Linked DNA regions of Homo sapiens: region 1 is linked to region 2. Evidence: chromatin loops called from intact Hi-C (ENCODE). Cell type or tissue: A673. All regions are shown on one strand. Links, peaks and the distances in the headings refer to the core of each region. The heading gives the core; the rest is flanking DNA. Region 1 has its middle 48 kb from the start of GTSCR1. Region 2 overlaps GTSCR1 (Gilles de la Tourette syndrome chromosome region, candidate 1).

Region 1 (15,808 bases), core at 2,854-10,853, 66 kb before region 2:
CCACTGAAGGAAGAAAAATTCTGCTAACTCATTTTTTGCTGAAAACCGATGGTCATGACTTCAAATGCCTAATACTTGCTATAGCTCGCGTGACAGCTGAGCAAGATGTGCTGGCACCAAAAGAAAACTCTCAGGTAGGAAGGCTGAGGGATGAGGGTGCTTGAAATTGGAAGTGGCCAGTGAGTCTGGAAATAGTCCATCTCAGCTGCATGTGAGCTTAGAGCTGGACAAAGAGACAGCATCTGCCTCACTGACCATGCCTCTTCTCACCTTAAAATTATTCAAAGATTTCTTATTGCCAAGCCCTAAACCGTTTCTACAAGCAGTAACTCCCCCTATCCCTGAGCCCCCTAGGTCTCTGCCCTTCAGTCATGCTGGTCTATTTTCTGTTCGTCAAACATACCCAGGCAATATCAGTGCCTGTCCATGCATTACTCTGGCTAAAACACACTAGCCCTTATCTTTACTTTGGCTGTATCCAACACATACATCAGGTTTCTGGAATATCATTTCTCCAGAGATTGCTGTCCTGAAACGTCAGGTAAGGCAAGCTCCTACTGTGTTGCACTCCCACAACATCCTGCAGGTCCACATTTTTAACACTCTTTATCCTTACTGTTCCACAGTCAATGTCTGATCTGATCTTGCCCACTCGATTGTAAACTCCATGAGAAAAGTTTTATTTGTCTTGCTTCTCTAACATCTAGCCAAAGTATCACCCAGTAACCTCTTAACTAATATGTACTGATGGATGGATGGATGGATGGAAGGAAGGAAGGAAAGAAGGAAGGAAGGAAGGAAGGAAGGAAGGAAGGAAGGAAGGAAGGAAGGAAGGAAGGAAGGACTTAGAGCTAAAGTATAAGATTAGAGAACAATTGGCAGAGCTATTTTGATCTGAAATATTGAGCTAGTGGTCAGGGATTGATTTTAAAACCAGAGGTCAGACTCAGACAATAGGAAACAGAAAGAGGTCCAGATATGAAAATAGAAGACAGCCAGACTTGGGGCAGGCAGCATGCATTCCAGCAACCACCAGCCAATAGGTGCAACTGCTCATTACAATTTCTCTGCAGGGAAGACAATAATAACATGTCATTAACACACGCAAGCACATTTTACCTTCCCATTTGCTACAACATTAATTCAACAGATGCTCTTGGAGGGCCTGTCTGAAAGAGTCAAAGTTATTTGAGGAAACTTGTTAAGTTTACAGTTCTCAAAGAGTTCACAGTTTCATAACACAGAACGCAATCATTTTATTACATAATTTGGATATGAAGAGAATAAGCAGTATTAGGACATAACAGTCTTTGTAATAATTCAACATAATTATAGTATTTGTTATTTTTACCTATCTCTTTTTTGTAATAGAATTATGAAAAATACATTAAAGAATTATTACTAGACTAAGATTTATATTTGAATTTGTCATAGCATTTACAAACTGCAAATTTAAAGGTTTATGTAATTTTGACTAACAAGATAAACAAAACAGTCTCTAATTCTTTTTAAAATAATATAGAAGGAAGTACAAATGAAATCCTTAGTACAATAGTTGCTTCTGCAACTTTGCGCTTTATCAAGCATTCAGTGCGCTAGGTGAGTAACACCTATTTTGGTTGCCTTCCCCTTTTCAGGCTACCCTTTTAGTAGCAAATTCTTATGGCTTGAGTATTTATAAAGCCAGGAACATGATTATTTAGAAGAACCAAGATTGATGGAACTGCAGAAAGGTTACAATTTGTTTAATAGATATTCAATTAAGTAAGCAAATGCATAGAAAAGAACCCAATATAAAAAACTGTGCAGCAGGATTAACTTTCCATCCTTCCTCACACGTGTACTGGTGAACACTCAGCTGAGACTGGTTACTGCAGAGACTGTCATGGCTCCTGTCTAGATCCATTTTTGTTGCCTTCCTGACCCTGAGGCTCCAACCCAAGGTGTACACAGGTGCAACTCTGTACCAAAGCTGATATGATCATTATTGACCATTCTGATAGATTGTTGCTGCCACCAGTTGCATATACGTTGTGCTGTTATTTCTACTTCTGTCTAGTTATTACAACAAATCAGGATGTATTAATGTAAAGAAGATGTAGGAAAGAGTATATACTTTGGCAACACAGAGATCAGGACCCAGATCCCTGACCAGATACACATCTGCTCAGTTATCTTTCTGATTGATTTGAACTTTAGTTCCTCACCTGAAAAGTGGGGAGGAACATAGAAGAAACACCCTTACTTCAACACAATGGGCCTTCACGCATGTCCTGAACCTTCACTATACTTTCATGCAGGAAATATAAAACATACTTCTCCTTATGAATGCTCACATCTGCTGTGAATTAGTTCTGATTTGTGTCTGTGGTGTAGAAAAACTGATTCTCACAGGAATAAAAAATATATTTCAGAAAACCCAATCTTATTTTTTTATAGATAGAAAGAAAACATATAAGTAATACGGGAAGAAATTGAAACAGAGCAGAGTATCTATTGATTCTTTCCTGGGGGGAAATATATCTACAAAGATAATTGGGCCAAATAGTATAGAAAGGATTTAGGAGCATCAGTCAGGACAGAATCTCAACAACTTTCATTACACACTTCTCTTTTTCCAATTCTGTGTGTGTCTCAGTCTGCTTAGGCTGCTATGATGAACTACTATCAACTGAGTGGCTTATAAATAATAGAAATATATTTCTCACAGCTCTAAAGGGTGGGAAGTCCAAGATCAAGGTAAATTCAGTGTCTGGAGAGGACAGGGCAGCTTTCTGAGGCCTCCTTTACAAGGAAACTAATCCCATTCATGTGGGTTCCAGCTTCATAATCTAATTACTTCCCAAAGGCTCCATCTCTTAATATCATCACATTTGTAATTAGATTTCAACATATGAATGGGAGTACAGGGGCACAACATTCAGATCATAGCAGTGTATTTCAGAACACATATATTAGTGAATAATTAAAATGAATCACAGCTGAGGTCTTGCCAATATGAGATCAACTACACTCCTCCCCTTTGCCAGAGCACATCTTACGGTGCAGTGTGCAGGGCAATTTTCAGCTGTCCTCAACTTGGGTACTGGAAACTGAGTCTAATGCAACTATACCACTACCTAGTTCTGGGCCTTTGGAGAGGTGGTTGTAGTGGGTTGAAATGGTGGACCTCAAAAGATCTGTGTACACAGCACCTCAGATTGTGACGTTATTTGGGAAAAGGTTGTTTTTTGGAAATGTGACTCAGTTAAGAATCATTCTCAGCAAACTATCGCAAGGACAAAAAACCAAACATCACATGTTCTCACTCATAGGTGGGAATTGAACAATGAGAACACTTGGACACAGGAAGGGGGACATCACACCCTGGGGCCTGTTGTGAGGTGGGGGGAGGGGGGAGGGATAGCATTAGGAGATATACCTAATGATGAGTTAATGGGTGCAGCACACCAACATGGCACATGTATACATTTGTAACAAACTTGCACATTGTGCACGTGTACCCTAGAACTTAAAGTGTAATAATAAAAAAATTAATTAATTAAAAAATAAAGAATCTCATAATGAGATCTTCCTGAATTTAGGGTGGGTTCTAAATTCAATGACATGTGTCCTTATAAAAGATAGAGGAGGAGACATCTTAGAGAAACACTGGGAAGAAGGCCATGGAAAGACAGAGGCAGAGATTGATGTGGTACAGCCCTAAGCCAAGCAAAAACCAGAGCCATGAAAAGCTGGAAGAGGCAAGGAAGAACTCTTTCCTGCAGCCTTCATCTTGATCTCTTGACAACATCTTGATCTTGGAATTCTGGCCTAGAGAACTATGAGAGAATAAATTTCTGTGGTTTTAAGTCATCATGTATGGGGGTAATTGCTTATGGCAGCCCTAGGAAGCCAATACAGTGGGACTCAGTTTCCTCACATATGAAATAATAGTGTTGGAGTACATGATCTCTAAAGGGTCTTCTAACTTGGATTCATTGACTATGATTAGCTGGCACATAGGGAGGCTGAAAAAAAAATCCTGAGGTTAGAGGGAGGTTATTAAGGAATGTGAGAGATTCTCATTCCTTTGCCAACCTCCATATCCATATAATCTCACCACTCTGAGTGTATGCAAAGTCCAACTCAGAAATAAAACAAGCTTAAAGGCAGAAAAAATATCAGTCTTGTCATGATGCAGGATGCACATCTATAAATATCACAAGGCATTTCCTAGCTCAGAAAATGTATTCCAAGGCCTGCCGCCCAACACTTTATAGTTGTAGTGAAAATGAGTTTAATCTGGTATTTTCCCTTTAGTTAAGTGATCACTTAAAATTCATTTAATCATTCAGATAGCATTTATGCAACATTTATTCTGGCAGCATATTGTAGGATGTGCTGGAGATACAGAAATAATCAATGACAGCTATGCCCTCCAAAAGCATAGAGTTTAGAGGGGGCAACAGGCAAGTAAACCAAACGTTTTCTTTGTAATAAGTGTGATAACTTCTATTTTAGAGGTATTCTCAGAAAGATATGCAACATAAGGGATGAGCATTTAATTCAACACACAGGAATCAGGAACAGCTTCTTGGATGAGGGTATATATGAAGTATCCTAAAAGATAAGTAGATGTAACCAGAAAAATAGATTACAGTGAAGTGCAATTACATGGAATGATACTGAGACCCGGACGTTGGTGAGCTAAGCCGGGGCATACTGTGCATGCGGTGGTGTGGTGGGAAGTAGAGATAGGCAAAGATTATCACATAATAATCAGATGTGTCTCAACTGAGTTAAGGCAATGGGATAGGCAGGAAGAAGAAAGCTGACAGAACCTGGTGACTGAGTCTCGTTGGAAATAAAGAAAACAGAAGAATAGCTGTTGCTGACATGGCAACTAGTAGGACTAGTAGGATATGGTGACTAGTAGCATCATTCCCCACAAGGCTGGAACAGATTGGGCAGAGGATATGGGATGTGGGGAGTTCAGGCTACAGGTACTTGCAGGGTACCTTCATTCAGTTGTCAGTAGTGAGATAAATCAAGAGTAATAAATTTGAATTAAATATTGACTGTTCCATCATCAGTGGGTGAGATTTCTCAGGCAGAGTATATAAAGAACCAACACAGTAATTCTAGGGAACATTAGCACTTGAGGAGCAAGCTGCGGGAGGAAAGTCCATGAGCGAAAGAGAAGATGCTGATATACATGAAGGAGCAACACCAGAAGTGTGTTGACTTGTAAGTCAATAGAGGAGGCAATTCACAAGAAAGAAGATTCCAGCAGCATCAGATACTCTGAAAGATAAAATAAGAAAGAAGGAAAGGCGTCCATTAGATATGGCAATTTAAAGACTGGCAAACATAGAATGAATAGTTTTAGTAGACACGTGGCAAAAAAAGAAATATCCAGATTACATAGTGATTCAGTGAAAAAATAGCCCAGGAAGCATGGCACATGCTTGGCAGAGTGTGGCTCTGAAGAGAAAGAAGCATAGTGGAATTTGCAGACAGAGGATGTCAAGAGTCAGGAAGAAGAAAATGAGAGCAGAGACAATATTCTTGAGTATGAAAGAGCAGTTGATATTAAGAACACAGGTTAAGGCTAGGTGTGGTGGCTCACACCTGTAATTCAAGCACTTTGGGAGGCTGAGGTGGGTGGATCACCTGAGGTCAGGAGTTTGAGACCAGCCTGGCCAACATGGAAAAACCCCGTCTCTACTAAAAATACAAAAATTAGTCAGGCGTGGTGGCACACACCTATAATCCCAGCTACTCAGGAGGCTGAGACAGGAAAATCGCTTAAACCCAGGAGGCAGAGGTTGCAGTGAGCCGAGATTCTGCCACTGCACTCCAGCCTGAGTGACAGAGTGAGACTCCATATCAAAACAAACAAACAAAGAAACAAACAAAAAAACAACAGAATTCAGGTTAAGATCTGGGCCGGGAAAGGGGCACCTTCCAATAAAACAGAGAATGAGGGAACAGTTGCCAGAGATTAAGTTTTATTTCTAACCATTGTAATAATGCATACTGTGAGGAGGAAGCTCTTGCTGTGCCTTGGTTTCCTTCTTTGAGAAAAGGAATAATAATAGTATCTATCTCACAGTTTTTAGTGAAAATTAAGTTAGAGAATACAAATAGACATTTCTAAAAGAAGTCATACAAATGGCCAACAGACATATTAAAAAATGCTCAACATCACTAGTCATCAGGGAAATGCAAATCAAACCCAGAATAAGACATCATCTTACCCCAGTTAGAAAGGCTATTATCAAAAAGACAAAAAGTAACAGATGCTGGCAAGGATGCAAAGAAGAGAATGTAAATTAGTAAACCCATTTTGGAACACAGTATGTGAGTTCCTCAGGAAACTAAAAGTGGAACTATCATATGATCCAGCAATCCCACTACTGGGTATTTTGCCAACAGAAAGTAAATTAGTGAAGGGATACCTGCACCCCCACATTTATGGCAGCACTACTCACAATAGCCAAGATATGGAGTAAACCTAAGTGTCCATCAGCAGATGAATGGATAAAGAAAATTTGGCACATATACACAATGGAGTACTATTCAGCCATAAAAAAAGGAAATCCTGTCATTTGCATCAACATGGATGTAACTGGAGTTCATTATGTTAAATGAAATAAGCCAGGCTCAGAAAGATAAAGACAAATATCACATATTCTCACACATATGTGGGAGCTAAAAATGTAGAACTCATGGAGGTAGTGGGTAGAATGATGCTTACCAGAGGGTGGGAAGGGAAATGGAAGGGGAGATGGAGAGAAGCTGGTTAACAGGTACAAAGATACAGACAGATTAAAAAAATAAGTTCCAGTATTATGCAGAACAACAGGGTGAATATGGTTAACAGTAATGTTTTGTTTTTTTCAAAGTAGCTAGAAGAAAAGATTTGGGATGTTCCCAACACAAAGAAATGATAAATGTTTGAGGTGATGCATATCCCAATTACCCTAATTTGATCATTACACATTGTAAGCTTGTATCAAAATATCACATATACACCATAAACATGTACACATATTATGTACTAACGATTTTTTATAATGACAGGTTACATGGAATATAGTACAATTGTGCTTAGCACATATTAAGTTTTCACATTTTTACTATTATTATTATTGCTATTATTATTTTCTTAATAGCAGGAGAAAGAGCATGAGTAGTAGTTTTTTTCTTGGAGTGTGTTTTTTGAGGAGGATGCGGCAGCCAGACCGAATGATGAATCTTCAGTGGCAACTAGGAAAATAAGAAAGTCATCTGTCCTCAAAAAACACTAAAGAATCAACTGGAAACCTGTCATCTCAGTAGGTGACCGGAGGTCATACATTTGTGATTTTCTAAATTGGAGAAAAGTAAGGTATGGAGGAAACAGGTTGGGATGATCTAGAGCTGGAACGAGGCAGTGTGAACACAGAAGAAGGAACAAAAGCAAACAAACTCAGAGGCTGGCAAAAGAGTTTTTAGTTCATGAACCATGAATCACCCAGATGGTGGAGGAGTAAATTAGGCTCCAGGTAGGTCTGGGATAAATTTGAGTTTTTAAAGGATTTTAAATGTATATCTTTCAGAAAAACAGATAAAGTATTAAACAAAGGTATCTTGAAACCTTAGATTTTAAGATTAGATAAAAACTGCAGAGGTGTAGTTATGAATTTGTTGTTGAGGCAAAGAGAAAACAAAGCACACTGAAGCTAAAAGTAGGGGCTGTGAGGCTAAGTTTCCTATGGATCAGGTGTTCTCCATGCTAGATGCACATTTGAAACCAACATCCATTTTCCACTTTCAGAATATCTGCTTTAATTGTTCTGGGGATGGGATCCAGCTACCGCTGTATTTGGAACTTTCCCTGGGTTGATTCTTATTTGCTGTTAGGGTTGCAAAGCATTGTAATAAATACAGCCTTGAAAAGCAAAATTAATTCTGGCTAAATCATTATGCCAATTGTGATGGTGATGATTATGATAGTCATAATAACAGCATAATTATAGTAGTACTAGAGCAGCAGTAGTAGTAGCTGACACTGAACTTATACTGATATCCCAGGGACTCTAAACATTTTAAAATCCATTTTGATGTAATCCCTATTTTGCAGGTTAGAAAATTGAGCCACAAAGACAATCATTAACTTTCCCAAGGTCACAGAGCTAGTTAGTGGAGAGCGTGAACTCGGGCATTGTACTTAAGAACTGTCATTCTTAACCATTATGCCACACTTTGACAACTTAACACTCAGAATTGCCACTCCTTAAAGACATCTTCAAGGTTAATGTGCAAGTTGGCATTAAAAAAACAGATTAGTTTTCTCAGGAAGCTAAAATGAGCTAAAGTGAGACATACGTATAAATATACAGACATGTGCCGCATAACGACGTTTTACTTAATGATGGGCTGCATATAGAACAGTACCCCATAAGATTATCATGGAGCTGAAAAATTCCTTTTCTAGGTTTAGATATGCTCAGATACACAAATATTTACTATTGTGTTACAATTGCCTACAGTATCCAGTACAGTAACATACTGTACAGGTTTGTAGCCTAGGAGCAGTAGGCTATATCATAAAGCCTAGATGTGTAATAAGCTATACCATCTAGGTTTGTGTAAGTGCTCTCTATGAAACATTTCTCAGAACTCATCCCGGTCATTAGGCAATACATGATTGTATAATACCAAGGCTGATCTACTAGTGTCTACTAGAAATAAAAATGAAGATTTTAGTCTGTCTGATCTCAACCTATTCAATTAGTTGTTTTCTTTGAAAGAACACAGTTCACCACACATAAAATTAAATAGGTGAAAAAAATAACCTTGTCAAATTATCATATAAAGTTTGCACCAAGAGCTAAGATGTGACATCAAGATTAAAAGGTACACACATCCCGAAGCCAACAGAATCTTCAGGGTTTCTGTGGATAATTTTTTAAATTGATTCTTCCATTTATGACTAAGGCCTCAAAAACAATTGCAGCAAAAACAAAAATTGACAAGTGGGAACTAATAAAACTAAAGAGCTTCGGTCAGGCACTGTGGTTCACGCCTGTAATCCCAGCACTTTGGGAGGCCGAGGTGGGCAGATCACAAGGTCAGAAGTTCAAGACCAACCTGGCCAACATGGTGAAACCCTGTCTCTATTAAAAATACAAAAATTAGCTGGGCCTGGTGGCGGGCATCTGTAGTCCCAACTATTCAGGAGGCTGAGGCAGAAGAACCGCTTGAACCCGGTAGGTGAAAGCTGCAGTGAGCCAAGACTGTGCCACTGCACTCCGGCCTGGTGATAGAGTAAAACTCAGTCTAAAAACAACAACAACAAAAACAAAACAAAACAAAAAACTAATGAGCTTCTGCACAGCAAAAGAAGCTATCAATAAAGTAAACAACCTACAGAATGAAAAAAATATTCACAAACTATTCACAAACTATGCATCTCACAAAGATCAAATATCCAGAATCTATAATAAACAAATAATTTGACAAGCAATAAACCAATAACCCCATTAAAATATGAGCAAAAGACATGAACAGACACTTCTCAAAAGAAGTCATACAAGCAGCCAACAAACATATGAAAAAATGCTCCACATCACTAATTATCAGAGAACTGCAAATCAAACCACAATGAGATACCATCTCTCACCAGTCAGAATGGCTATTATTAAAAATTCAGGCTGGGCGTGGTGGCTCACGCCTGTAATCCCAGCACTTTGGGAGGCCGAGGCAGGTGGATCACAATGTCAGGAGTTCGAGACCAGCCTGGCCAATATGGTGAAACCCCATCTCTACTAAAAACACAAAAATTAGCTGGGTGTTGTCGCAGGTGCCTGTAATCCCAGCTACTCAGGAGTCTGAGGCAGAAGAATCACTTGAACCTGAGAGGCAGAGGTTGCAGTGAGCCGAGATCATATTACTGCACTCCAGCCTAAGTGACAGAGCAAGACTCCGTCTCAAAAAAAAAAAAAAAAAATCAAACAATAGATGCTGTCCAGGCTGTTGAGAAAAGGGAATGCTTACACACTATTGGTGGGAATGTAAATTAGTTTAGCCACTGTGGAAAGTGGTTTGGAAATTTCTCAAAGAACTTCAAACAGAACTACTTTTGACCCAGCAATTCTATTACTAGGTATACATCAAAAAGAAAACAAATCATTCTACCAAAAAGACACATGCACTTGCATGTTCTTTGCGGCACTATTCACAATAGAAAAGACATGAATCAACCTAGGTGCCTGTATTAGTCCATTCTCACACTGCTATAAGGACATACTTGAGACTGTGTAATTTATAAAGGAAAGAGGTTTAACTGACTCACAGTTCCAAATGGCTGGAGAGGCCTCAGAAAACTTAATATCATGGCAGAAGGGGAAGCAAACACGTCCTTCTTCACATGGCGGAAGGAAGGAGAATGAGAGCTGAGCGAAGGGGAAAGCCCTTAATAAAACCACCAGATCTTGTGAGAACTTGCTCACTATCATAAGAATAGCATGGGGGAAACTAGCCAATGATTCAAGTACATCCCACCAGGTCCCTCCCACAACATGTGAGGATTATGGGAACTACAATTCAAGACGAGATTTGGGTGAGGACACAGCCAAACCTTATCAGTGCCCACCAATGGTGGACTGGATAAAACAAATGTGGTACATATACACCATGGAATACTATGAAGCCATAAAAAATAATGGAATCATGTTCTTTGCAGTACCATGGATGCATCTGGAGGCCATCACTCCAAGCAAACTAATGCAGAAACAGAAAACCAAATACCACATGTTCTCACATATAAGGGGTAGCTAAACGTTTAGTACCCATGGACAAAAACATGGGAATAATAGATACTGCAGACTACAGATGGGGAGGGAGTAAGGAAGGCATGGGTTGAAAAACTCAGGTACTATGCTGAGTACCTGGGAGATGGGGTGATTTGTACCTCAAACCTCAGCATCATGCAATATACCCAGGTAACACACCTGCATGTGTGCCCCCTGAATCTAAAATAAAAGTTGAAAAAAAAGTGATTTTTTCAAAGCAGACCTCCCCAGAAAGGACTGTGATTGAAGAGCCACAGAAATGCCTTTCTGCCTTATGTGTACAACACAAAGTGATTGGCACCTCAAGAAAAGCTCTCTCCATTTTATACCTGGGAGAGAAGAGGAGTCAGAATAAAATTAATTCAGAGAATTTCAGCTGCAGTCTGCTTCCTAAAAATAATAAGCACCTAAAGAACACCTGGAACCAAAGATATCCCCATCCACCAACACATTAAGCTCTTTTTGTGAGTGTGCAATTTACTTTATTATTAAATGTGAGGATTCATTAATGAAACTACAGAACTTATACTTAAATTACATTGAGTTTATATACATATATTTAGACATACCTGTATATGTATATATAGTATGTAATAAATAATAGATATGATTAATGTGTAATTATGTAATAATTTATATATTATAGGTTTATATATTTTCACACTGTATCTAATACATACTATATAGCATATACTATATATAGTCTCAGTGAGTGAATGGTAAAGATGTGCTAAATATACAGTGGTTAAACTCATGTAGTTAGCATAATTTCAGTGAGATTTTAACACTGTTATTATACGGTAGGAGTCAAGCCTTGGACCTACAATGCCAAGGAGCAAGATTTTTTAAATGAAAACTTCGAGACCAGATCCACATTTAAAAATTGAGGAGTATCCAAATAGATGAATATGCATAAGAAATAACAGCATATATGGTAATGAATATACATCTACTTTTCTTGGTAGTTCTCATCCTTTAGCTTCTGTTTCCATCATTATATTTACCTCATTCATACTCCAAACATATTTCCTTTCATAGCTTTGGCTTATCTTTATCCTCAAAGAAATACATAATTGTTCATGACACATCAAAATCAGGAAAGTATACAGACTGAATTAAAGGAGACGGACTTTTATTAAGCATGAAGTCCTGCATCTAAGAATAGGAAGACAACCATGTATCTATTCTTAGTTGTCACAATAAAATATCTCATTGTCTAAACTAGGCAATTTGATAAAGTATATCTGAATTCACTAGAGGTTGTAAAAAAGAAATGATAATTCTCATGTTTCATGGCTAGGTTAGACCTTAAAAGTCAACTTGGTATTGTATCATTCAACTACAGTGCTTTCTTTAGGTTGAAACAACCCTTTATTATCCAAAATAAAGCACTATTCAGAATGCTCACAATTTGTCTTGGTAATGAAGCTAACTGTGTCATCAATTACAATCACATGGAATATGGTGATTTTAAGAAGTCTGATCAACAATTCAGTCCTTCACATCAAAATGAGACTAATTATGGAACACATAAATAAAATTTGTTTTCTCTTTTTGACGTCCAACCAGCTACTGATTAAACCATGATGCTGGCTGATTAAATATGTATATGAAAGTGTGTGGGCTTTTTTTTTAAATTTCAAAATAGTTACTAGTTTTCTAGGTAAATATTTGTGCTGAATTGAAACCCCTATTTAATAATCTATTATTCATTGCTAAATTTACTTAAACTTAGAAACCTGTGTTTACATTTTCTTATAAACTTCCAAGGAGCCATCTCTCACCTAATTCTAGTATGTTTAAATGCAAACTTATAAATAATTATAACCTTATAAATATAATAAAATGGTAATGCTAACCAAAATTTTTATAGGCCTGAAGATTGGCATAATTGATGCTCTCTTTATAGTCTGTTTCTGCACAGCAGTCATCCACAATCTCATATGCAGACCCATTTATTAATTTATTCGATGAAGATTTATTCTATTAATTATGTTTTAGGCACACTGCTGAGCATTAAGAAAACAACATTCAACAACTTACACGTGTTCCATATCCTCCTGGAGCTTAAATTCACAAACCTGCTGGTGTTAGAAGAATTTTCTCAGCAGTAGGACTAATTTGCTGAATTCACCAATTTACTGATTTGCCAAGAATAGAGAAGTGCATTTCGCATTTAGTAAACTGAATATTCTTATTAAAGCTGTTAAAACATTGTTTTTAAGTTAGTAACAATCTTGTTAAAGCTATTATAAATAACTTTTTGTTAAGTCAGTAAATTTTGTAAATGTGGTGATTGGGCCATTTGACAAGTTCATCATTCAGTGAATCATTTTTAGAACATTAAGTGTTGCTGAATTCACCTAGAGATGCTTCTTCCTACCCATGTCGATGTTCAAATCCCAGGACTAGCTTGTAAGTGCATCTCACCCAACCTCACCACAAAATTGTGAGCCTATTGCAGAAGGAATTTACATCCGCTTTGTGGATGATGATCCAGAGTCTCAAATATCTGACAAAAGTATAAGTTTATACAAATAAAGTTAGTATCATGCATGGCTGTGCACTTAGTTCTTTCAACTCAGCATGCAGTTCTTTTAACAAGACTCTCTGCCATGCATTTTTTTCTTTGTGTTCAACTGATATCACGTGGATTAATCATGCTGCTAGTCTCTAAGAGATAACAGGAAGCAGTCGCCCCCCAGGAAGACTCTACGTGCATGTAGAGTCCATATGGTTGGAAATTTCAGAGCTGAAACCTGACACCATTTTGTGCTTAGGCTACCTTTGGATTCACAAAACTGGGAACAGACTGAAGAAGGGCAGTGGAGGCTTTGCAACCGTGACACATTCTGGCAAGTCGGGTGTAAAGTTTACACAGCAGCAATGCTCATTGACTTTATACAAAATTGTGAGGATGGAGCTGCTGTCAGACAACCCACTTGGCTTAGAGTTTTCATTTATCTAACAAATATGTTAGTTACATAAAGTTTAATTATTAATTTTTAACAGGGCACAGCCACTGCCTTTAAAATTTTAAATATCTGGGGGAAAAAGTGTTATATGACCCTAGGCTGATTTTAAACTTTTGTGCCTCAGTTTCCTCAACTACTGGAAATTGGAAATTACAGTAATAACTATCCCATCCCGTAGTGATGAAAATGAAATGAGATAATACAGATTAAATGCCTAGAACCTCCTTCTCAGAGCTGATGTCTGGATTATATGTAGAATGAGAAAAACGGTGAACAGATATTGAGAATGGCATATGCCCAAGTATATCCCCGGTATATAAAGAGAGGCACATCCAGAGAGCTGCCAAAAGTTTGAGATATCTGGGTCAGGTCCTTATAGAGCAGTGAGTGGAGAGTTAAGCAAGAATCAGATCACACAGGCCTTCCAGAAAAACTGAGGACTCCCAATTTTATCCTCTAGGCTTTGAAGAGATACTTGAGAGATTTTTAAGTAGGGAAGTGCTGTAATGAGAAGTACATTTTAGATGGATCCTTCTAGTAATGGTGTGGATGGTTTGGTATAAGTATAGATAGAGACAGAGAGAAAGAGAGAGCTAAAGACAGAGACAGAGAGATAGAGATACAGATATAGATAGAGACAGAGATATGGCATTTCATCAATGAAAGAAGTTTCTTCCTTGTACCAGGCTCAATTCTAGGCACTTCACACATATTATTTCAGAAATTCACAAGACAGCCTCCTGGCCCTCAAGGAGTTCATCTTCAGGAATGAGGGAGGTTTTTGTCACGAGACATTTCAGAGGAATGATATTGAAACTGAGCCTTGGGAGGCGCTGGAGAGGAGCAAGGGTTGCAAATGCAGGAGCAGCGTGGGCAGACCCAGGGTTGAACAGCACATTCTGCAGCATGCACCATGCAAAGGGGCTGGCAGTTTTGCTACATTGATAAAAATGCACCTTTATTACTTGGCAGGCCCTACATCCACTACATATTATAATGTCCACAGCCAATATTCGGGGAAGCTAGGAAGGAAATGTTATAAAGGAGGAAACTACAGTCAATGGGAGGCATTACACAAACTTAAGGCAAAGAATCACACATTCTGATTTTCTTTTTGGATTAAAAAAAAATCCAGCAAAAGTAATCTGAGTGTATGTCACTCACTTTTCTTTAAAAAGAAAAGGGTACAGATTGTAGGAATATGACCTCGAAGTCAAGGAGACCAAACTCAAAATAATTGTACTGGTTCAATGCCAAATGACAGAGGGTTGGATTAAGCCAACTAAGATAGAAAGGCCCATAGGATGCCTAGAATGAGGCAGGGAGGAGTCAAGAGAGAGAACAAGCTAGCATGACTTCCAGACAACTGTTTGTAGGCTGGGTAAAGAGGTAAATAGGGAGCAAAGAAGAAAAAGCAGGTTTGGTGGAGGTCATGGTAGAGATGATTTCAGCTTTGAATATTTTGAGAATGAGACCTATCTGGTTATCCTCATGGAACCATCTGGAGACATGGGTCCCAAGCACATGGGTCATCATCGTACATCTGGCAGTTGAAGCTGCAATGAGATTCCATGTAGAGCAGCCCAATGCAAAGTAAGTGATGGGGAAGCTGTGAACTGGTACCTGAACAGATGTGCCACGTTTCCTCTTGGAACACACCTGCAATGATGGAGCCTGGCAGGCTGCACAGACTCCAGGAGGCAAAGACATGAAACTGGCAAGAAAACAAAGCTCTTCAAGGGATTATGATAGGCAGCTCCACACAGCCCCTGATACCATGAACCAACATAATGTACTGTGATTTCCCTGAGCCTCAAATCTAAGGGAGGATGTTACTCCATTAAAAGTAGGCTTGGAAAGGCTGCTTTGCCACAACCATGAAGTCTTTGGGAGAGCACACAAATTGCCAGCAGCAGCTAGAGGTGGTGGCTAAAGTCAACCATATGAAGGTTGTTGTCTAGTTGGTCTTTCTACAACCATGCTTCATAATCAGCATCAACAAAGACAGTT
Region 2 (15,808 bases), core at 3,350-11,349:
ATGAAGTAAGCACACAAGTAATTTCTCCCAAAATATTGCAGAGTAGCTGGAGTCAGTGCTGTGAGTGCAGCCGAGAGCAGTGAGGGGCACAGTCTGTGGTGGCAGGCGCTTTGTCCTACGTGCTGCTGCACATCAGGATTCCAAATCACACACTTGGGAGGGAGCTGACACCTTATCCTGAGACGACAACACCAGCATGTCCAAGGTTTCTCTTGCATGGCTGTGACCCAGACGGGACAACTGGTCAGGCACAAAGCTGAGATTTCTGCTAGGGTCAGTCAGACCAGGAAACACTGTTTTATTCCATGCTGCTCAGGGCCTCAAAGAGCCTCATGCTTACCCAGCTCTACCTAACACCTCCCATTCTCCAAAATGATCTGGCAACACTCCCACTAATATCCCTGCCATGGCATCATCCCCACTTCCATCTGACTATATCCCTTCAGGTATTAGAAGGGAAACAACCTATTTATTTTTAATTAATTATGAAAAATAATTAGTTATTTATACCATCATCTCATTACATGAAGGACTTGAGCCAGATTTCAGAGATATGTATAAGAAAATGAGATAATAAATAAGTCAGAAATTTGAAGAAAAAAGATGAAGGAAGGAAAATAAGATGATAGAAATAAAAGTCATAAAAAGATGATATTATAAAGTATATATTGAAAATCCACTGAGTAGGGCTCATTGGAAGAGACTAGATATTAAAGCTTTAGAAACAAGTAAATATGAGATTGGTTGATAAGTCTATGGACCTGTATTCACTGCAGGTCATTGGAAGAACTGAACTGAAAGTAAAACATAAGTCAGTAAAATGCCCAGAATAGAAAGAGATACATAGTTAAGATAAATGAGAAAAACTAAGCAAAGCCTGCTATCGTGATTGTTGAGAAAGAGGAATCATGATGCCCTGCATTCTCGTGGGGACAGGGACCCAGCAGAAACAGCTCTGCCACAATTCACAAAGCAGGTGGGATGGTGTGGAATTTGAAATTTTACCAAGATGTCTATGGCTACCTTGTCCAGGTCACAGGCTGGGGAATTTAAGTCTAAAATTTTGCCAATTTCTCTCTGAGCCTCTTGGCAACCAAAACAAAGTAAAGAGGAAAATCATGAAACTGTAGCAGCATTTCACAAACTGGTATCTGCTTAATGCTGTTCTGTCAGATCATAATTGAAATGCCCACATACCACACACATGATGTAAGAAATATTGGCAAATTCAGGATTTAAATAAAGTTAATGTTTGTTTCTTCTTAACTGTTCAATCACACACAGCCGTTAATATGATGATTACCATATAAAGGGGCCAGAAACTTTTTCCATGTGCCACTTACCAGTCTGCTTAGAAAAAGACTGCAGAACACAGTCTGGGGAGTAATGACTTAAAAAAATTAATGGTGGAAAACCCTCAAAAAACTGTGTATAGAAGAAATATACCTCAACAAAATAAAAGTTACATATGACAGATCCACAGCTAGTATCATACTGGATGGGGGAAAACTGAAAACTTTTTCTCTAGTATCTGGAACATGACAAGGATGCCCACTTTCACCACTGTTATTCAACATAATACTAGAAATCCTAGCTAGAGTAATCAGACAAGAGAAAGAAATAAAGTGCATCCAAACCAGAAAGGAAGAAGTCAAATTATCCTTACTTACAGATGATACAACCTTGTATTTGGAAAAACCCAAAGACTCCACCAAAAACTATTAGAATTTATTCACAAATTCAGTAAAGTTGCAGTATACAAAGTCAACATACAAAAATCAGTAACACTTCTCTGTGCCAACAGTGAACAATATGAAAAAGAAATCAAGAAAGTAATCCCATTTATGACAGCTACAAATAAAATAAAATACCTAGGCATAAATTTAACCAAATAGGTGAAAGATCTCTGCAATGAAAACTATAAAACATTAATGCAAGAGATTGAAAAGGACACACAAATATATAGAAAGATATTCCATGTTTATGGATTGGAAGAATCAATATTGTTAAAATATCCATATTATCCCTACCCCAAAAATCTACAGAGTAAATGCAATTCCTATCAAAATACCAATGATATTCTTCACAGAAATAGGAAAACTATCTTAAAATTTATATGGAACCCCAGAAGACCCAGAATAGCCAAAGCCAACCTGAGCAAAAAGAACATCACTGGAGAAATCACATTACCTGACTTCAAATTATACTACAGAGTTATGATAACCAAAATAGCATGGTACTGGTATAAAAACAGACACATATATCAATGGAACAAAATAGAGATCCTAGCAGGAAATCCATACCTTTACAATGAACTCATTTTTGACAACGGTGCCAAGAATATACATTGGGGAAAGAGTCTCTCCAATAAATAGTGCTAGGAAAATTGGATATTCATATGCAGAAGAATGAAACTAGATCCCTATCTCTATCCACATACAAAAATCAAATCAAAATCCATTAAATACTTAAATCTAAGACCTCAAACTATGAAACTACTACAAGAAAACATTGGGGAAACTCTCCAGGATTGGTCTGGACAAAGATTTCTTGAGTAATACCCCACAAGCATAAGCAACCAAAGCAAAAATGAACAAATAGGATCACATCAAGTTAAAAAGCTTCTACAGTAGCAAATGAAATAATCAACAAAGTGAAGAGACAACCCGAAGTATAGGAGAAAAATATTTGCAAACTATTCATCTGACAAGGAATTAATAACCAGAATATATGAGGAGCTCAAATAACCCAACAGGAAAAAATTCAATAATCCAATTTAAAAATGGACCAAATATCTGAATACACATTTCTCAAAAGACATACAAATGGAAAACAGGTATATGAAAAGGCACTCAACATCATTGATCACCAGAGAAATGCAAATCAAAACTACAATGGGGTATCATCTCAACCCAGTTAAAATGGCTTTTATTCAAAACACAGTAAATAACCAATGCTGGCGAGGATGTAGAGAAAAGGGAACCCTTGTAGACTGCTGATGGTAATATAAATTAGTACAAGTACCTCAAAAAACTAATAATAGAACTACTATATGGGCCAGCAATTTCACTGCTAGGTGCATACCCAAAAGAAAGGAAATCAGCATATCTAAAAGATATCTGCCCTCCCATGTTTACTGCGGCACTATTCCCAATAGCCAACATTTGGAATCAACCTAAGTATCCATCAGTGAATGAATGGATCAAGAAAATGTGGTACATATACACAATGGAGTACGATTCAGCCATTAAAAAAAAATGAGATCCTGTCATTTGCAACCACATAGATGGAACTGGAGGTCATTATGTTAAATGAAATATGTTGGGCACAGGAAGACAAACTGCATGTTCTCACTCATTTGTGGGAGCTAAAAATTAAAACAATTGAACTCGTGGAGATAGAAAGTAGAATAATGGTTAACAGAGGCTGGGAAGGGTGATGGGGATGGGAGCAGGAAAGTGGGGATGGTTAATGGGTACAAAAGTATGATAGAATGATTAAAATCTAGTATTAGATAGCACAACAGGGTCTATAGTCAATAATAATTTTTTGTACATTTTTAAATAAATGTGCATAATTGGGATGTTTGTAACACAAAGACATGATACATGCTTTCGGTGATATATACCCCATTTGCCTTGATATGAATATTATATGTTGGATACCTGTATTAAAATATCTCATGTAGGCCAAGCATGGTGACTAACTTCTGTAATCCTAGCACTTTGGGAGGCCGAGGCAGGAGGATCACTTGAGGCTAGGAGTTTGAGACCAGTCTGGGCAACATGGCAAGACCCCCATCTCTATAATTTTTTTTTAATTTACCAGGCATAGTGTCTGTAGTCCCAGCTACTTGAGAGGCTGGGGCAGAAGGATTCCTTGAGCCTGACAGGTCACTATCCTGCTGTGAGCCAGGATAGCACCACTGCACTTCAGCTGGGTGACAGAGTGAGACCTTGTCAATAAATATATATAATGTTTATATATATTATATATAATGTATCCCATAAATATGTACACCTACTATGTACCCATAAAAATTAAAAATTAAAATTAAAAAAGATGAACGGCCAAAAGAAAAAAAATGTTCAGGAAAAATTTAGTTTTCCTTAGGAATCAAGAATTAGGAAACACAGCATTCTTTCATAAAAAGAATTGCACAACACATTTTCCATAGGGAATATGTTCCAAGTCCCTCAGTGAATGACTAAAACTTTGGATAACACTGAACTCTTTACACACCATTTTTTTTCAATACAATAAAGAAGACAGCTACTAAGTGACTAACAGGGGGAGGTAATATCTACATTGAGGATACACTGAACAAAAGGATGACTCATGTCCCAGGTGGGATGGAGCAGGACAGCATATTTCACCACACTACCCAAAATCAACAGGGAATTTAAAAATGTATGAATTGTTTATTTCTGGAATTTTCTACTTAATATTGTTGGACATCAGTTGGCCTCGGGAAGCTGAAACCACAAAATGTGAAAGTGCAGATGAGAAGGGAGGACTACATTTATGCTGGGAATCCCCATGAAGGTCTCACTGTGTGTATGGAACACAAAATCCACAACCTCGGCCCTACAAAAAAATGTCCTAATAGCATTTCTCTGACAACATCCCTTGACATGGTCACATGCATAACACTGAAGAAAATATGTACATGTAGTTAAAAAAAAAAAACAGGATGGGTGCAGTGGCTCATGCCTGTAATCTCAGCACACTGGGGAGGCTGAGGAGGGTGGATCACCAGAGGTCAGGAGTTCGAGACCAGCTTGGCCAACATGGTGAAATCCCATCTCTACTAAAAATACAAAAATTAGCTGGGCATGGTGGTGGGCACCTGTAATCCCAGCTACTGGGGAGGCCGAGGCATGAGAATTGCTTGAACTCGGGAGGCAGAAGTTTCAGTGAGCCAAGATGGTGCTACCACACTCCAGCTGGGGGGCAGAGCGAGACTCTTGTCTCCAAAAAACAAACAAACAAACAAACAAACAGGCCAAAACTATTGTCTGATTCTCTAAATATGTGGTTTTCTAGTGGTCTAACTTGATTCCAGAGTTCTAAAATTTAGAAAAATAAGAATAGATTGTCACATGCACTTCAAGTAATCTTGAAGAGATGTTCTAACCTGATATCTAAGCTAAGATATCCTACAGCTAAGAGTTAAAGCTCTTTGGAAAGCATTTGCAGATAATCTACAGCACTAATTAAAGACAGATTGATTTATTTTGTGCACAAACAAAAAGACTAGGATTTTAATCCCTTAATAAAAGTTTTGGATTTATGCTTTAATAGAAAGCTCTGAAACTTGTCCATCAGGTAGGTAAAGGAAAGGTTGGCAGAAAAGGTCAAGTATCTCAACAGCAATATCAGATCCACTGAAACCAAAGGTCTCAAAGTTTTGCATTATAGAGCTTATAAATAAGTATTTTATACTAGAGAATTTTTAAAGCAGGTGTTATAAAATGCCCATTTAAACCATTTAAAACTTCTTTCCAGATTGCAGTCAAAGGACATCTAATTTTAGTGAAGGTAACTTCTTGGTGTACCTCCAAGATAAATTGAATACAAAATGTAATCCCAAGTAACTAAATGAGTTAACCTGCTACATAGGATTTTAGTGATAAGCCAATTATATTTAGAGACTGCCTGCCAAAAAATAATGACTAGGTTTTCAGAAAAATTGATCTTGAGCCGTTCTTACTGATGCAACTTTGAGAGCAGGGCCACATGCCTACTGAGGAATGGCCAGTTTCTGAGAGTCACACCTTGTTGTCAGCACCAGAAGAGTCTCCCTTTTCAGTCTCATGTCAATAAAGCATCCAGCATTCAGAACAGTGTCATGGCATTGAGAAATAAGATAAAAATAGAACCCTAATATGGTTCTATTTGCCCCTTTTAAAATTGTTCTTATCAAAGAGAGTGTTCTTACTCAGCTAGACATGTGTGGGGGCTTCTATCTGAGCCTAAAGAGCTGACCAGGGCCCAGAGTGGCAGCTGTTATGAGCTCTTAACCCAAGTTCATTCTTCCCTGGTGCGGAGTCAAAGACTTACCTACCATCTGCAAGGAACAGACCTATCTGTCTTACATTATCCTCATACTTTGTGCATTGTCTAGTGTTAATATTGCTGTCCCTACTTAACAGGAAGCCCATGCTAAGCTGGAGCCAATGGCTAGAATCAGTCCACATGAGCTTCCTGCCTACCTTGGCAGAGATGATCGTGAAACTATGCCCCTGCCTCCCAGCATCACATGAGATGCTTCTTCTGACAGAGCATAACCAATTTCCCCATTCTGCTGCAACTGTCAGTCTTTAGGCCTCATTCTGTGATTCAGGGCCCCTGCTATTATTATACCAGGAATCAAAGAGTGACAAGAAAAATAATCAAAAATATATTTTGTCTTTTAACAAAATAAGAATAAAATTATGTAGCAAAAGACAACACACGATGATGTTAGCACTCAGAAATGGGTTTTTTGCAAGTTGATATGCCGAAATATGTCCTGAGGCTTGTCTTGGATAAGATCTACATACTGGTCTCTGGCCAAGTTGCTGTGAATCATTGCAGGAGACATTGAAATCTAGGTTCTAATCTTCTTATACTCCTCTGTAAAAGCAGCCTATCACACAGTGCTCTTGAGTTCTTTGAGCTTCTGAAACAAGTGAAAAGGAGACACTGTTGTACTGATACTCTCTAGGGAGTGAATTGCCACCCCCAACATGCTATCTTCCTTCTTATTCATCAATGCCTTCTGTACAAAATAAGCCAATGATAAACCCACATATGTTGAGCTCCTGTCAAATTCAAAGTGCTCTGCCAAGGAGGAAGGATAAGCCATTCGTCCCACACTCAGGAAGCTAAAAGGCAAAGTTGGGGTAATACATTTTATATATATATATATATATATATATATATACACACACACACATATATATACACACACATATTATGTATATTATATATAATTATGTATTATATATTTAAAATATATTATAAACATATTTTATAATATATGAAAAATATTTTTAATAAATATAATTATATATTTTATAATGTATATATATTATATATTATGTACTATATGTATTATTACCCCATATATATGATATATAAACATATAGGTTTTGGATTCAGCCTTGGGCTTAAATCTAGGCTTCATCACTTGCTGCCTTGGTCACTTTGCTTAACCTTAAAGTATGGAAGGTGATCAGCAGAGTGTTTGGCCCAAAGTAATTCCTTAAGAAACTGTAATTATTATCTATAATATATCCAGAAAGTGAGGGGACTTTGAGGATCATTGTTGGCCTAATATACATCAGTAACTATTGTAGACACATATTTTATACATTGACTCCTTGGTAAGTCTACTTAGGCTGTACGGAGGTGTGTGTGTGTGTGTGTGTGTGTGTAGTCATCCCTTGGAATGTGGCAAAATTCCTATAACTTGTAAATATTATAGCAGGACTGGGTTCAAACCCTGACTCTATCTGGCTCAAAGCCAGATACCACCACAGAACACTGGTGCTACAGTCCGAAGCTACCCCGTCCAATATGGGAGCCACTAGCCAATATGGCTATTTAATTTAAATTCAAATTAGTTAAATTAAAAATCAAGTTCCTCAGTTGCACTGGCCACACTTCCAAGGCTCAAAAGCCACACGTGGCTTATGGCCACAGTGTTGGATAATAGAGACAGTAGAACATTGCTATCAGCACCGAAAATTCTACTGGGAAGCACCAATCTAGATAAAAAGATGAACACAATAAACATTTTTCACTGGCCAGAAAAATGATGGTATCTGTTAAGTTAAAGCAATGATAGAATGAAGGAAGTGATCATTCTGTATCCCTGAGTGGGCTGTGATAGTCATAGTTAAATAAAACTCTCACCTTCACCTTTAGGTCTCTATTATGCAGGAGTTAGGAAGCAACTAAGCTCCTAGAAGTTGCTATTATCTGTCTGGTTAATATGCTTTCATCAAGCTCAGAGAAGCGTTCTGTTAATGTAAGTTTGTCTCCGTTTCTTCAGTAAACTGTTACCAGTGAAATAAAATTGTGTGGAACAGTCAAACGAGGTGTTAGGAATGTCCCTGTGCACACATGTGAGTATCAACTCCTTTGCAAGTTTGTTCAAGCTGTTAGCTCTTTTCTTTGGTGCTCAGTTAGATACTTGTTTGTGCTTTTTCTACTTAAAACAATAGTAGAAATGACCAAGTGTTTGAATTAGCCTCCTTTTCAAGAGTTCAGTTTAGCCAGGTTTTTAAAAAATTACTTATAGAATAGAACGTTCATTTCACTTTTATTCACTTGCTTAATCAATAAATATTTGGAAAAAAAGAAATATTTGCTTATCACCTGCTCTGTATCTATCTGCTGCTGGGCTGGATGCTATAAGGATGCAAAAATTAACCAAAATAAACTGGGCCCCTAATGCCACGGCGTTTAGAGTTTTTGGTCTTCTCTCACCATAAAATATTTAGATTTTACTACAAAAGATAAAAAAAATGTATAGGAAATAATTTGACTTACATAACTTAGCAAATAATGACACATCCCAAGTATGACAAATTAATCACCACTGGAATATAAATTCTTGTTCACCATTCTCTTTACTCTTCCTTACTATGCCTCTGTCTTATACTACAGGCCCTGTAAATATTACACTTATTCTCAGAGAAAATTCGGGTATAAAGTTATTAATTTTTTTTTCACAGATGGAAAGAAAGAAGTACAAAAAAAAAACCCCACAATTATTGTTTCAAGTTTATACACTATGTAGAGATCCTAGAAATAGAAATCCTGCCTGGCAAAGAAAACCAGAACTAGACAGAGGTTAAGGTTAAAATTGTGAACACAGATTCTATTCAGGAACAATTGCAAAGGAGAAAGAAAACCAGGTTCAATTCAAATATAGCATGGACAAGTGGAGATTTATAGCCAAGGAGGAGGGTGAGGTCAGTGGATGGAAAATTACTGAGAGGAAACATCAGATGTAATGGGAATTCTGGCTAAACTGACTTCATAGGATTCTTGGTGAAGGTGGGCCAGGATGATCACATACCACAGGTTATGGGGATGAAGAATTTGATTGTAAAACCACATTCAGATATTTGAAAGTCTGCTTTCTATGTCACTACATTTAAATTATAAATGCAAGTGAGTTGTTACCAACGCAGCATCCTAAAGCTGAGTTAAGTAGCCACGAAGATTCTATGAGTAAAAAGCCTTTCATTTTATCAAATTTGGCCAAGAAGGATTCTTTAAACTGTGAGCCTACAAAAGCCGATGTGATTGAACATTGTTTCATGGTCTATGCAGTCAATTTGTGTTTTCCTTATGGCCTGAAGACAAGTGGCCATGAGCAGTGAACATTTTTGACTGGAGTCTAAGAACCCGTATTGTTTCTAAATGCAATCTAATGGAAAATTCCACTGGGAAAGAAAATCACAAGTCAACCTAAACCAGTAAGATAATATTAAAAGAACAGAGAATGGACAACAACAATAACTTCATTTTTATGTAACACTTATCTCTATCATGAAAAAGCAAATTGTCTTAGTATTGTCTGAAAAACTTGGAAGACTAAGAACATGCTAAGCAAGAATTAGTCCTGTTAAGAACATTCAGAACAGAAGCTGCCAATCTTAATAGCAACTGTTCTTTTCAAAAACTGTATATTCAACTTTCTGTGTATTTTGACTTTGGTTAGAAGAGGTAAGAAAATAAGAAGATGACTACCTATTTAAATATGAAATAAAATAATGCAACAATTGTGCATTTCTTTCTTTCCCAGGACCTCACACAATCACTTCAAATGCTGCCATCAAAAAGGAGAACATTTTGGTATAGGAAGCAGATCGATTTGTAAAGATCAGGATGTGGTTTGCAAGAGATATAGGTTCTACATTCATTTTTCTATGTGAAAAATACAACAGTTATGTTGCATTGACTATAGAAGGCAAGACAACTAAAAGAGACCCACCAGATTTCTCTTCATGGGTCTAATTTTACCCTCAATTTTTCCTTTTCTAAATATGAAACTTAAATTTTTGTCTTCTTCCTTTAAACACTCTTGGTCATACATCAGCGGTTTCCAAGTCAATACTTTGCCTCCTTAATTTCAAATTCATCAAGCTTTAAATTGATTTTGAAAACTTTTTTCCATTAAATAAATGTTTTAAACTCTTTCTGGCCAATTAACTTTGTTTGCTCCCAAATAGTACTTACTAGGGTAGCCCTTCTTATTCATCTAATCATCCTGTCATCATAAAATTCTAGTATTATTTTCTAACAGTTGAGTACAATGCATTTTCCTTCCCCCAAAGAATTCACAATTGACCTTAAGAGGCAAATGATACACACATATTATGGTAAATAAAAATACAAATCAGTAAATTACACATTCACCAAAGACTTTTTAAGAATGGTGTTTACTGGACAGCCAAAGTAATCAAAAAAGTCTATTTTTAGAAAAAGTGCACTTAATTGGGTTCTAAACAAAGGAAAGACTAGAGAGGGAAGACATTCTATACAAAATAAAAAGAGAAATGATAACTGTTAGGAACAAAAGCAGAAATGACATGCACATCTTATATTTCAGAAGGCAGTGACAAGCCAATTTGGCTATAGGGAAAGGTTTTCAAAACTTTCTTAATCACTGAGTTTTACTGACCTTCTTTCTAGAATGTTCAGGACTGGCAATAACTTCCCCTCAGTGATGTAAGTACATTCATGTAAAAAAAAAGTATTAGACCCAGAGAAAATGTTTATTGTTTCTAAACAATATTTCTGTATTTCAGGATCTTCAAAATCCAGGTAAGAAACACAGTGAAGAACTCATCTACTGCAAGCTTGGCCCCATCCATCAGTACCAGTGAAGAGAGACAAATCAGGATAGAAAGACATCACTACCATCTCTATGGTCAGTGATATTATGGACTAATGAATAAAAATAACTGCTTTACACAGGATTCTACAATGTTCTACAGTGATTTCACATACTCCTTTCATTCTTGCAATGACCCAAATTTAAGTGTTGTGTTTAAACCGAAGTTAGGCACACGTTAATATCTCTACTTTACTAATGAAAAAAACCCGAGGTTAAGTAATTTATCCTTGCTCGTCTTCCTGTCAATGACAGAGGCATACTTTTTATTTTTATTTTATTTTTTATTTTTTTTATTATACTTTAAGTTCTAGGGTACATGTGCATGACGTGCAGGTTTGTTGCATATATGTATACATGTTGCTGTGCTGCACCCATTAACTCATCATTTAACATTAGGTATATCTCCTAATGCTATCTCTCCCCATTCCCCCCACCCCACAACAGGCCCCAGTGTGTGAAGTTCCCCTTACTGTATCCAAGTGTTCTCATTGTTCAATTCCCACCTATGAGTGAGAACATGCGGTGTTTGGTGTTTTGTCCTTGCGATAGTTTGCTCAGAATAATGGTTGCCAGCTTCATCCATGTCCCTACAAAGGACATGAACTCATCCTTTTTTATGGCTGCATAGTATTCCATGGTGTAGATGTGCCACATTTGCTTGATCCAGTCTATCACTGACGGACATTTGGGTTGCTTCCAAGTCTTTGCTATCGTGAATAATGCCGCAATAAACATACGTGTGCATGTGTCTTTATAGCAGCATGATTCATAATCCTTTGGGTAGATACCCAGTAATGGGATGGCTGGGTCAAGTGATATTTCTAGTTCTAGATCCTTGAGGAATCACCACACTGTCTTCCACAATGGCTGAACTAGTTTACAGTCCCACCAACAGTGTTAAAGTGTTCCTATTTCTCCACATCCTCTCCAGCACCTGTTGTTTCCTGACTTTTTAATGATCGCCATTCTAACTGGTGTAAGATGATGTCTCACTGTGGTTTTGATTTGCATTTCTCTGATGGCCAGTGATGATGAGCATTTTTTCATGTGTCTGTTGGCTGCATAAATGTCTTCTTTTGAGAAGTGTCTGTTCATATCCTTCGCCCACTTTTTGATGGGGTTGTTTGTTTTTTTCTTGTAAATTTGTTTGAGTTCTGTGTAGATTCTGGATATTAGCCCTTTGTCAGATGAGTAGATTGCAAAAATTTTCTCCCATTCTGTAGGTTGCCTGTTCACTCTGATGGTAGTTTCTTTTGCTGTGCAGAAGCCCTTTAGTTTAATTAGATCCCATTTGTCAATTTTGGCTTTTGTTGCCATTGCTTTTGGTGTTTTAGACATGAAGTCCTTGCCCGTGCCTATATCCTGAATGGTATTGCCTAGGTTTTCTTCTAGGGTTTTTATGGTTTTAGGTCTAACATGTAAGTCTTTAATCCATTTTGAGTTAATTTTTGTATAAGGTATAAGGAAGGGATCCAGTTTCAGCTTTCTACATATGGCTAGCAAGTTTTCCCAGCACCATTTATTAAATAGGGGATTCTTTCTCCATTTCTTGTTTTTGTCAGGTTTGTCAAAGATCAGATGGGTGTAGATGTGTGGTATTATTTCTGAGGGCTCTGTTCTGTTCCATTGGTCTACATCTCTGTTTTGGTACCAGTACTATGTGTTTTGGTTACTGTAGCCTTGTAGTATAGTTTGAAGTCAGGTAGCGTGATGCCTCCAGCTTTGTTCTTTTGGCTTAGGATTGTCTTGGCAATGCGGGCTCTTTTTCGGTTCCATATGAACTTTAAAGTAGTTTTTTCCAATTCTGTGAACAAAGTCATTGGTGTCCTGATGGGGATGGCGTTGAATCTATAAATTACCTCGGGCAGTATGGCCATTTTCACGATATTGATTCTTCCTATCCATGAGCATGGAATGTTCTTCCATTTGTTTGTGTCCTCTTTTATTTCGTTGAGCAGTGGTTTGTAGTTCTCCTTGAAGAGGTCCTTCACATCCCTTGTAAGTTGGATTCCTAGGTATTTTATTCTCTTTGAAGCAATTGTGAATGGGAGTTCACTCATGATTTGGCTCTCTGTTTGTCTGTTATTGGTGTATAAGAATGCTTGTGATTTTTGCACATTGATTTTTTATCCTGAGACTTTGCTGAAGTTGCCCACTGAGCTACACCTACAAAGTGCATGCTGAAAACAATGCAATGAAAATCAGGGTGTTTCCCCCTGGAAAAATCTATACAATTTAAGAGTGAGAAAGAGAGAGGGAGTGGTAGACTCCTAATTAAATTAAAGTTTGAAAGGTTTCTTAACTTTCTTAAAGACTAATAGCATAGCAGAGACTGATTTTCAAAGGGGATCATTAATTTTCCTTAATTTTAAACTAAATCTCAAAGTATATTTTATTCATATTCAGAAAAGGATAAATGGAAGATCAAAAAGCAATAATGCAGACCTCACCAGTGCCCAGCCCCTGAGGGAACCATTGCACTGCATTTTTTATGTCAGCCGACCTTTCCTTTTTAGTATTCATGAAAACTTAGCAAATAATCAATTGAATTGATTTCAGGGACATATATCCATTGCTTCCTGCCTGAAACGTGAAGCTCAAGCATGGTTATCTGACACAGGAGTGCCCTTTCATTCTGTCTTCTGTAGGAACAACTGTACAGAACAAGTAAATGAGCGACCCAATGAAATCTCCCATCCCACAGTCTGCTCTTGCCTTACTATTCAATTCATCTCTCTTCATCCGCACAGGGCTCTTGTTCTCCTTCAAAGCAAGCTCCGGGGCTGTGGAGGAAAATTCAGGTGCAATGAACAGAAACCACTTCACTTGTTAGCCAAGAGGATATTTAAGGTGCTGAGCAATGAAAAGTTAATACGATGTACTATTCAGTCTCCATAAATCACCTCTAAGTTTAACATCTTAAAGGTCATATCAGACACCATGACCTGTGTTTATGCTGTGTTTACCCGTATATCATTCATGAGTTTCATGATGACTTGCTGAGAAAAACAATACATTACAGTGCAAGATTGAATCGCAGCTATTTATTTTCACTTTATAAGACAGATGGCTAAGAGATAACTTGTTCAAAGGAAGGCAAAAGACAATCAAATGTCATGGGCTCAAGATAAGCCAGCTGGCTTATCAACCACACCAGGCAGGCTACCAATTTATAATTCAACTGTTGGGATGTTTATCATTGAAATGTTCAACTTCCTGGAGCAAACATTGACTATTTTGCCAGTAATAGGAGCCAAAATGCTATTATATTCAACTTAGCGGTCACAAAAAGATAAAAGGCTAAACAACTCATCTTACACAAACCCACATTTGTCCACAAGGGGCTTCATAATGAGGTAGCCACTTGCAAGTAAAAGTGATGTGCTCTGATTTGGAATACTAAGACTTAGTTTATTCCCACAGCCAAGAGGCCTGGATTTTCTTTAACTAAAATCATTATTTTAGCTTAAGGTGTCATTCTCTACAATGCGTTTTCTAAAATGTGTGACTTAGTATTATTCATGCTGAACCAATTTAAAAGGTATTGACTTGCTATCACTCAGCAAAGCAGGAACTGGACAGGTGTTGTTAGAAGGCAGCTTGTTTATAAATTTTCAGAGTTCAGAATGCTAAAGGGGAGAGCACTGGGTGACAATTGTTACTACTGGGTCCTTGTGCAGTCAAAGGGGATCAGGAGAATATATAGTTCTTCTTGGAGCAAGGAGACACTGTAAGTAAACGATTTTTAAAAATTAGAGAGCTGAGCACAGTGGCTCACACCTGTAATCCTGGCAACTCAGGGGGCTGAATCCGGAGGATCACTTGAGGCCAGGAGGTCAACACTAACCTGAACGACATAGAGAGACCCCATCTCTATTTAAAAAATTTTAAAATTAACCAGGCATGGTAGTACACGCCTGTAGTCTCAGGTACTTGTGAGGCTGAGGTGGGAGAATTGCTTGAGCCCAAGGAAAAAGTTAGAAAGGTTCTCACTTTTGGCCTACTTTTGATTTGTGTCCCAATCTGTAATAATTATAAAATTCAAATTTCCACCGAATTGATGAACTGCAAGATTAAAAGAGAACCACTACACACAGTGAAAAGACTAACCCCAGGTGGGAAACAAGAAGACCAAAGGAAAACAGCATGTCAAACGGTTTAGAAACCAAGTTCAGGAAATTCAATATTCACTGTTAATTTTCCCATGAGTCCATATATTGTTTTCTTTTTTGTCTCTAGCCAGCTGTGCTTTTTAATAGGATAATTATTTGCTATTCAGATGTATTCCAATTATTTATTTAAAAAGAAAAGTTCTATAGGATTATCAAGTCTGTCCCTTCAAGAAAATTTTTCTCCACTTTTTATTGCCTGGTGTAGCATCCACAATGTGATTTTGATAAATTCTTCATTGTCATTAACAATAATCATGTTAACAAGGAAAGATGTAGATTGTTTGTAACTTTAGTTCAAGGAGAGATAATGAGAGCTAAATAAACTTGATACGAATTGGAAATTGGACGAAATGGATAAGGCCACAGGGTAAGCAGTTTCCAGAGTCGTGGCCATAGAATGAATGACTCAGACCTGAGTGCTCAGTCACAACAAGGTGCAGCACAGCCTGCCTCCTCTGAAGATGAGTTTATTAACTTCCAACAAGGCCTCCAGCTGCTCATTAGCTGTGAATACTCTGGAGAGGAACACAAGGAGCTGCTTCTTTTATTATTCCCTTAAAGAAGCTAAAATATGGTTTTCAATGTGATGCAGACTGGAAACATTGATTTATTCAAATGATCTTGTTAATGTAAGCTACTTGTGCTTTTGGTACAAAGTACTTTGAGCTTTGTGTGTGTGTTTTAATGGCAAAATTCTCCATTGGTGTGCTTGGGCCTCTTCTACCTGCAAGCATAA

What was found. A loop is a pair of places that touch in the nucleus more often than their neighbours do. Peaks named below come from ENCODE experiments on the same cell type or tissue, not always from the same donor. Only the 100,000 strongest peaks of a DNase experiment are listed, where the experiment ranks them.
Region 1: it touches region 2 in a loop (2.1-fold over the local background); 3 of 110 quality-filtered maps call a loop at or near these places.

The regions. Positions count from the first base shown.
Region 1 is chr18:70,691,128-70,706,935 of GRCh38, reverse strand. No RefSeq gene overlaps it. Among named protein-coding and RNA genes, the nearest start is that of GTSCR1, 48 kb to the right of the region's middle. In A673, for the core only: no CTCF peak of the experiment used is centred there; a DNase peak (open chromatin) is centred at 6,225; H3K27ac peaks cover 3,970 bases.
Region 2 is chr18:70,625,693-70,641,500 of GRCh38, reverse strand. It overlaps GTSCR1 (Gilles de la Tourette syndrome chromosome region, candidate 1), which reads left to right. Exons shown (of 3, transcript NR_160904.1): 3 at 10,812-10,982. Among named protein-coding and RNA genes, the nearest start is that of GTSCR1, 17 kb to the left of the region's middle. In A673, for the core only: no CTCF peak of the experiment used is centred there; no DNase peak of the experiment used is centred there.